Linked DNA regions of Homo sapiens: region 1 is linked to region 2. The links are chromatin contacts, found by Hi-C or POLR2A ChIA-PET in ENCODE. All regions are on one chromosome and are shown on one strand. The core of a region is the stretch at or near the end of the contact, and the rest is flanking DNA. Distances in the headings are between cores, read along the strand shown.

What was found. A loop is a pair of places that touch in the nucleus more often than their neighbours do. ChIA-PET counts read pairs that join two places held with the same protein, here RNA polymerase II (POLR2A). Pooled maps may share reads with other maps.
Region 1: a map of mucosa of descending colon shows a loop between it and region 2 (3-fold over the local background). The contact joins the enhancer-like site here to the promoter of PDK2 in region 2. A Hi-C loop is called at or near these places in 69 of 168 maps with a recorded cell type or tissue (A673, CD4-positive, alpha-beta T cell, CD8-positive, alpha-beta T cell and 40 more), 35 of 37 single-sample maps with no recorded cell type and 47 of 50 pooled maps. POLR2A ChIA-PET finds 5 or more read pairs at or near these places in 5 of 52 experiments (AG04449, B cell, BJ and 2 more).

Annotation. Positions count from the first base shown.
Region 1 is chr17:50,302,839-50,307,417 of GRCh38, reverse strand. No RefSeq gene overlaps it. Among named protein-coding and RNA genes, the nearest start is that of TMEM92-AS1, 17 kb to the right of the region's middle. RefSeq lists an enhancer at 3,400-4,382. Within about 2 kb of position 2,182, at least 3 of the 41 ENCODE cell types and tissues checked have a DNase peak (open chromatin) inside an H3K27ac peak, as active enhancers do; they include IMR-90 and tibial artery, where a contact is called at or near this core.
Region 2 is chr17:50,092,841-50,097,323 of GRCh38, reverse strand. It overlaps PDK2 (pyruvate dehydrogenase kinase 2), which reads right to left and starts at 1,973. Exons shown (of 11, transcript NM_002611.5): 1 at 1,771-1,973. The coding sequence starts at 1,888. It overlaps LOC124904024 (a long non-coding RNA gene), which reads right to left and starts at 4,462. Exons shown (of 2, transcript XR_007065837.1): 1 at 3,745-4,462; 2 at 2,671-2,982. RefSeq lists enhancers at 542-1,057, 1,058-1,573, 2,605-2,814 and a silencer at 2,105-2,224.

The sequences.
Region 1 (4,579 bases), core at 933-3,432, 210 kb before region 2:
ATCCTGGGTGACAGAGCAAGAACCTGTCTCAAAACAAACAAAAAAGATAAAAGTCATTGTCATCTCTATCATCTCATCAAGATACAAAGACCCAATCCCAGCACTTTGGGGAGCTGAAGCAGCATGATGGCTTGAGCCCAGGAGTTCGAGACCAGCCCAGGCAACAAAGCGAGAGTGAGACCCAGGCTTTATTAAAAAAAAAAAAAAAAAGATCAAGGGGTCCTTTGGAGATTGATGCTAACCCAGCCCCACTAGACACCATGGAGACTTTACCTTGTGCAGGGCCAGTTCTGAGTGGTGTCTTTGTTATGGTATTTAAATTTCTCCTGCTGACTAAGTTAGTCTGAGTTGGGTTTCTTTTTTTTTTTTTTGATGGAGTCTCACTCTGTTGCCCAGGTTGGAGTGCAGTGACTCAGTCTTGGCTCACTGCAACCTCTGCCTCCCGGGTTCAAGCAGTTCTCCTGCCTCAGCCTCCCAAGTAGCTGGGATTACAGGCATGCACCACCACACCCAGCTAATTTTTTGTGTCTTTAGTAGAGACAGGGTTTCACCATGTTGGCCAGGCTGGTCTCAAACTCCTGACCTCGTGATCTGCCTGCCTCAGCCTCCCGAAGTGCTGGGATTACAGGTGTGAGCCACCGCACCCGGCCTGAGTTGGGTTTCTGTTGCTTCTGACTGAGAGCAATACCCGTATGTGGATGAGTGGAATGAAAACCACCCGGGACTCCTGAGCTGGGACCATGGGAAGCGACCTCCCATTACAATGTCAGGGGACAGTCATGTAAACATCTCAACTCCTAAAGGGCCTGTCATGTCAAATTGAGGTGCTGAGCATCTCCTGGCCATCCCTTTGGAGGTTGACAGTGAGGAATTATTTTGACCAGCTTCTTAGAATGTGTGTGTGGGAGAGCAGTGCCGAGCAAGGTAGAAATGTGACTGGGAAGGATGCAACAGAATTTCTACTTTCTAAAAGAAAGTGGAAGGGAAAAACACTGAAATCTAAATCTTCCTTTGAAAAAGCTATTAATAACAGGTGTGGCACAGGGAATGTTTAGGGCAGTGAAACTATTCTATATGATACCATAATGGTGGATACATATCATTATGTTTGTCGAAAGCTATAGAATGTACAATGTGAAGAGTGAACCCTCAAGTAAATGATAGACTTTGATTAATAATAATGCATCAACATTGGCTCAGTTGTAACAAATACACCACCCTAATGCAAGATATTAATATAGGAGAAACTGTGGGCATAGGGGATAGAGAAATATGAGGGACTGTCTGTACTTCCCACTCAATGTTTCCATAAGCCTAAAACTACTCTCAAAAGAGTCTACCAATTAATTAAAACAAAGCTAACAATATAAGGTCATATTTCTAGTCTCATCCAATAAAAAATTATAGTGCGGGGTACAACTGTATTTTCTTCAAAAAAAACCATTCAGTCCAGGCGCAGTGGCTCACGCCTGTAATCCCAGCACTTTGGGAGGCCAAGGAGGGTGGATCACTTGAGGTCAGGAGTTTGAGACCAGCTTGGCCAACATGGTGAAACCCTGTCTCTACCAGACAGGCCAACATGGTGAAACCCTTTCTCTACTAAAAGTACTAAAATTAGCCAGCTGTGGTGGCAGGCACCTATAATCCCAGCTACTCAGGAGGCTGAGGCAGGAGAATTGCTTGAACCCAAGAGGCAGAGGTTACAGTGAGCCAAGATCAGGCCACTGCACTCCAGCTTGGGAGACAGGAGCAAGACTCCATCTCAAAAACAAAACAAACAAACAAACAAAAAAACCGCTCAACACACAGAAAAAATGATGGAAGCCCCAATTTTGTCACACTTCAAATCAGTACAGACCCCCCAGATTCATACACTAAGAGTTTTCCAAAGTTTTCACTATGTTCATTTTCACAGTTTGAACAATCCAATTATTTATCTTAGAAAAATGCCAGAGCCTTGGACAGATAAGCCATATCTAGAACTCTAAGAAACGAATTCATCTACATGTTTTCCACCTCTGGGCAGTCTCCCTCCCCAAGGACAACATTCTTTGCCAAATAAGTCTTGATTCCAACTTGGAAGGGAAGAAGTTTATAAACACACAGGCACAGAGACACACAAAGGCTTCCTGGAGTCTCACAGTTCAGTGAATGAGTCTGTGGCGCTCGCCACTGTTCCCAGATCGCTAGCTGAGTGCTTCACCACATTCCTTTCCCACTCACTTGTCTCCAGCCCACGTTTTGGGGTTCCCCTCCTCCAGGCAGGCAGCCCGGGGCCTGCCGCAAGGGGAGGTGGCCCCTCTCTGTTCTTTGTGAGGACTGGATGCCCATGCCTCTCTCAGCCTAGTTGGGCACCTTGCCCTGTATACTCCTTGGGGACAGCCTCCCTCTGCCAGCTGTCACACAGCAGACAGCCCAACAGACTTCCTCTCATGTAACAGCATGTAATATGTAACATCACCATGTAACCATGCACATAATACTATGTAACATCAGCATGTAACAGTGCATGTAAGATGATGTAACATTATGTAACATCAGCATGGAACATTGTACGTAATGTTGCATGTAACTGCATGTAACATCACATATAACAGCATGTGACATTGTGTGTGACAGCATGTAACATCAGCCTTCTTCCCATATTTCTTAACAGCCACTATGCCAGTGTTTCCCCACTTTTGTCCGTATGTGGCTAGCCAGCTCCTGCTATTCATTTGCAGCCTACACAGCCCTAATGCTACTGAAATCGTTCTCTTCCAGCCCTGCAACAGGACAGAGGAGATATTTATAAGAAATGCCTGCAGAGTGGCATCCCAGCATCCCCATGAAGCCCATCCTTTTCTGAGTCAAAGTCTCAGAAGTCATGTTCTTCCCCGAGAGATATCTGACATTGAGTTCCCAATCTTGCCTCGTGTGTGTCCACTTCTGGTCCTCAGACATGTTCCTTCCTTCACCACGATCTGGGAGACCACAGGGCATTACAGTTCCTCGCATGGCCACAGAGGCAGGCAATCTGGGTCTGAATCCTGGACTTTTGCAGTTATAGCTAAGCAACTCGGGGCAAACCTCTCTAAGCATCCCATTCTTATCTGTAAAGTGGGAATAAGAGTCACGCCTTATGATTCAAAAAACATAATTTTTTGGAGGCTGGGTGCGGTGGCTCATGCCTGTAATCCCAGCACTTTGGGAGGCTGAGGTGGGCAGATCACAAGGTCAGGAGTTTGAGACCAGCCTGACCAATATGATGAAACCCCATCTCTAATAAAAATACAAAAATTAGCTGGACATGGTGGCGGGCACCTGTAGTTCAAACTACTCAGGAGGCTGAGGCAGGAGAATTGCTGAACCCAGGAGGCGGAGGTTGCAGTGAGCCGAGATAGCGCCACTGCAGTCCAGCCAGGGCTACAGAGCGAGACTATTTCAGAAAAAAAAAAAAAAAAAAAAAAAAAGATTAAAAAAAAGATTTTAAAAAAAGTTGTAAAAAAAGAAAATAAAGAGCCACACCCACCATCTAAGGTTATACACAAGGGAACTGCTTGTTCAGCACAAGGCCTGGCTCCCGCTTAAATGCCCACAGTTGGGAGTCATTGTGTTGTCGTTTATTCTCACTTGTCTCCCCCGGGCAGTGAGAGACCCTCTGCCAACGTCACCTTGCTGGACTAAGGACTGGGGAGGCCTGAACAGCACTTTGATTGATTTATCCACCCCATGAGGTTAAATGCTCTACCCTACACCTAAATGGCTGTAGGTTACAGGGTTTTTTCCTTGTTGTTGTTTTGAGACAGGGTGTCACTCTGTCATCCAGGCTGGAGTGCAGTGGCTTGATCTCGGCTCACTGGAAACTTTGCCGCCCAAGTTCAAGTGATTTTCCTGCCTAGGCCTCCTGTGTAGCTGGGATTATAGTAGTGCACCACCACACCCGGCTAATTTTTACATTTTTGATAGAGACAGGATTTCGCCATGTTGGCCAGGCCGGTCTCAAACTCCTGGCCTCAGGTGATCCGCCAGCTTCAGCCTCCCAAAGTGCTGGGATTACAGGCAGGAGCCACTAAGCTCAGCCGCTTACAGGTATTTTTGAACATCAAATGGCTGCCCCTTCTCCGAGCCAAGGATAGAACAATCAGTCACAAAGCCGCAGGACGCCTGTTGACAAGGGCTTCACCTGGGACAACTGCTGTGTTGTACTATCGGCTTTGCCTTAACTCTTGCCGCAGCGTGTGGAGAGTCATGGCGGCTGTAGTCTAAAAGCAGCCTGGTCCTGTCCTCTAAGGCAACTGGGGCTGGGCTGAGACCCTCAAGAATGTGGCCACACATCATGGTCAATAACGTCCTCTCCTTGCCTTCCCTCAAAACCTCTCTTTGAGTTTTGAATGAGAGAGCTGGCGATTGCAGCCTCCTTTGGGATTTAATGAGGACCGTCTGATTATATTCCACCTTGGACTCCTCACAGATATTTTTCCCTCTGTCTGGAATCCCTAACAGACACATTTATACACACACACACACACACACACACACACACACACACACAGCCTGCACATAATAAACTACTGCTCTATTCTTTGATTCTTACCTT
Region 2 (4,483 bases), core at 724-3,223:
GAGAGCAAGTGACCTGCCCGGGGCACACAGCAAGGCTCCCCATCCCCTGCAGGGCTCAAACACCTACACCCCATGCCTAACACTTCAGGAGGTGTCATCCTCTCCTCATCCCCAGCTGAACCCTGCTTGCCTTTAACCACAGTGGACAGGGCCACTCCTGGGCCCATTTGGAGCTGCCTCTGGCCTCAGTCACCTCACTTCTCTTTCCTTCCCTCCCAGCACACTCACTTTGAGGGGCTGATTCCAGGGGACAAAGGAGCCTGGGAAACCCATCCCTACCTAGGACTGGGCTCTGGCTGAGGGGGGCTATGGCTAGACCACCACTGCAGGCTCCCAGTGTTGTCTCTGGCCAGCCCACCTCACCCAGCCTGGCCTGAATGCCCATGTGGGGCTGCTGTGTCTTAATGCCCATCCATGGGGCAAACGGGCCTGAGAACAGGAGTCCAAATGCCTCGGTCCTTGTCTGGTGTCAAGATGGAAAGGGTGGGGGACCGAATATGGCCTTGGCCCAGGGTCAGGGGCCCTGGGTTCCAGTCCATCAGGCTCTGCTTCCAACTCTGTCACCCAGGCCATGCCATCATCCTTTTGAAGGTCTCAGTTTCCCCCATAGTACTACAAGTTGACCAAACTCTACTGTGAGCCCCTCACAGCTGTGATGTTTCTGTAATTAGGGTGCAGTTTGTGGGGACAGCTGCTGGGGGCTAGGGGTGGGCCCAGGAGGCTTTCCTACATGGGGGAGGCTCAAGACTCAGGCAGGGCAGGGGTGCAGGCAGACAAGTCCTGAGGAACAGGTGCCTTATGTCTCGGCTGCCACCTCTCTGTTCCCGTCCCATCATTGACGCAGCTGCAACCCAAGCTAGGCACTATCAACTCAACTCTTGAGAGACTGCCCCCCACCCCCAGTCCCCAGCTGGCACCATGGAAATACCACATAGACAGACAGGGCCCACACAATGCCCATTTCAGCTGCCACGTTGGCACAGCCTCCCTCCTGCCCCAGGGCCACCCCCAGGTTGCTGGTAGTGGGCGATCCTGACCTAGCAGCCCTGGGGCAGCCAAGGGAGGTATAGGCGGCTTGACTCCACATCACGGTGCCTGGGGCCCCTGCCCAGCTGGGGAGAGGCTGCCAGGCCGGAACAGATTTGATCTTCAAGTGTCCTTGCCCACTGGGGCAGCTAGGGTCCAGCTCCTTCTGTGGGTGGATGTCTACCAGTCAGGGCACTGTCTCCCAATGGCATCTTCTGAAAGAGCCCCCTTCCCCAACTGCCCCTGGCTTAATCTCACCCTCTGCCCAGGGGTGTCTGACCCTTCATGCCCAGTCCAGGTCTCTCTACAGATGGCTGCACCTCTAAACCCTGCCTCCTCACTCCCACCAGCAGACCCCCGGTTTCCTCTGGTGGGAGGAGGGGCCCCTACTCCTCCAGTCATGAGGACAACTCCCATTAACCCTTTCGCGTCTGGATACCACCCTACTCCCTTCCTGCAGTAACATCACAGCTTCACTGCCCCTTACTCTTCAAGACCCTTCATGAGGCCCACGAAGAAACCTCGGGACCGTCCTTGTAAATGCCCCCCATTCCCATCAGCAGCCCCGTCGAGAGGCCCCGGCCGGTTCCTGCTTCCCCATTAACTCTTTCCTGCCTGTACCTTTCCAAACAACCCTTCTCTGTCACTCGGGGCCTTTCTTCTCCTCCGTCCCCCTAGCCCCCGGCTGCCCCTCCCAGCGCCCCGCCGGCCTCCGCTGCCAGCCGCCTCCCGCCCACTCCGTACCGAAGTCCAGAAACTGCTTCATGGACAGCGGGGACGGGGAGAACTTGCTGAAGTGCTCTATGTACTTGGGCGCCCCTGCCAGGGACGCATTCTTCAGCAGCGCCCACACCCAGCGCATGGCTGCGGCGGCCGCGACTTTGGTTGTGGTCCCCGCGCGGGCAGCGCTCGCGCACCTTTCGGCCCAGCGACGCGGTTCGGCCGCCTCCTCCCTACCCTTGCCCTGGCGGGCATTCCAACGCCCAGCCAATCGGCTCGTCATGGCGCCTCGACGTCGCCAATGGCCACTCACAAACAACTCCGGGCGAACCAATAGCCTTCCGCCCCGGCACGTGGCTTCCCCCGGGCCCGCCCCCTTAACCCACGCTTTGCCGGGGCGGCCTGTTGTTTTGGGGAGGCCGCGCCGAGTTCCCACCTCCCCTGTGTTCACTCCTCCCTTTCCTCCGCGGGGCGAAGCCCGGGTTAACCCCTTCCTTCCCAGAGCCCCGCCAGCCCTTTCGCTTCCTCTTCCACGCCTGCCTTTCCCTTGCTACCCCCTCGCATCTCCTTCACCTGCAGGCTCCTTTTAACCCTTCCTTTCCAGAGTTGTCTAGGTAGCTTTCAACCAATCCCTTTTCTCCAACTCAAAGGTACCTGTTTCACCTGTCATGATCGTTACCTATCCTCCCTTAACGGGTCTTGGGGATTCCCAGTCCGGATGACAGTGACCCAGACTGCGAATATTTGCAAAATTCGGAACCAGGGTGCAAGCCTATACGAATCCGTCCTGTATATATGCAGCCCACCCGCTTCCACAAAGATCCAAGCGGCTCAGGAAAAGGCGGAGTTTGCTTTTCCAACTGAAAAACATCCAGAGTAAAAACCATCACTACTAGTGGCGGTGGAGGCAGCAGCTATCGTCCATGCCAGTTAACACTTTCATTTTATTATACAGCTCATCTGACCGAACATAAAGCCTTGGACATCTAGCGCGACCACCTGAGAAAGCCACCTCCTTCGCACCGGGCTTCCTTAGAGCAAGATCCCAGGAGGTGAAGTGTCTCTGGGAGGCCCGGAGCCCGTCCTTCATCAGCGGCCCAGCTTCTCTTGGAGAAAATGTGACGCGCCCTCTTGTGGCCGAATGTGGTATCTCCCATCGTGGGTTTAGGGCCCGACCCGCCACTTTGATGCTTTCTTTGCTCGGTGACATTAGCCTAATACGTGTTAGGCTTTATGCTGGGAACAGGGAACACAGACAGGATCAAGAAATGGCCTTTTTCCTCGATGATTTCATTTCTAAGTTTCAGAGATAGCTACATAAGTAAATAATTAGCTATAACTGAATGTGATTGTAATACAGACCTCACAGAGCAAAGCTTCACATATGGAAGGGCCTCTTAGCTGGATGAATAATAAGCTATATGCCAGGCACTGTTTACAGGCATTATCTCATTTAATTCTCTATTTTATTATTCTTAGCCTCATTTCATAGATAAGAAAACCGAGACTCAGGGATCATTCTCAACTGCAAATCTGACCTTATTACTTCCTTGCTCACAGCCTTTCAATGGGCTATTTTTTTTTTTTTTTTTTTTTTTTTTGAGATTGAGTCTCCCTCTGTCGTCCAAGCTGGAGTGCAGTGGCACAACCTTGGCTCACTGCAAACTTCTCCTCCCAGGTTCAAGCGATTCTCCTGTCTCAGCTTTCCAAGTAGCTGGGATAACAGGCATGTACTACCATGCCTGGCTAATTTTTGTAATTTTAGTAGAGACAGGGTTTCACCATGTTGGCCAGGCTGGTCTTGAATTCCTGACCTCAAGTGATCTGCCCGCCTCAACCTCCCAAAGTGCAGGGATTACAGGTATGAGGCACTGTGCTAGGCCATCAATGGCTCTCTTCTTCTTACTGGAGCCTTTCCAGTTGTCACAAGTCGATTGACTTTTGCTTAATTCTCCAGACTCCTCTCTCTACATTCCCCCATGCAGCTCCCAGCCATACCTGTCTGCTGCCTTGAACCAGCCTCTAATCTCTAAGCCACTGCAAATGCATCTCTTCTGTCTGGATCATTCTTTCTTCCCACCTTCACCTGCCCATTCTTCAGGTCTCAGCTGCTTAGTCATCCCTTCCTCCTGGAAGCCTTCCTTGATCCTGCCAAGCTGGGTTATAGGCTCCCTTCAAGGGCTCCTTAGATCTCCTGGTCTTAGCAAATATTCGCAGTCTGGGTCACTGTCATCCAGACTGGGAATCCACAAGACCCCTTAAGAGAGGACAAGGAAAGATCAGGACATGTGAAACAGGTACCTCGTCGAGGAAAGGGATTGGCTGAAAGCTACCTGGACAAATCCAGGAAGGAGGGGTTAAAAGGAGCTGATGGTAGCTCTTATCAATTGAGTGAAAATTGTTTGCCAACTGATCTGTTTTCCCGCTAGACTTTAAGCTCCGTGAGGGCAGGGCAGGGGTTGTATCTGTCTTATTCACTGCCCTATCTCTAGCATCAGGCAGTACTCAGCACCTAGTAGGGAGGACAGGGTGAAAAAGAAGACAGGGCAAGCAGAGGAGCACACCACAGAGATATTCCAGAGAACCACCAAACATCCACTGGGCTAGCAATTAGGACGTGATTGATGATGCTGGTGAGTGCAGTTTTCAAGTGCACAGAATAATATATAGAATATTATGTACAAAAAAACCTGGCCCTCACTTTGGGAGGCTGAGGTAGGAGGATTGCTTGAGCCCA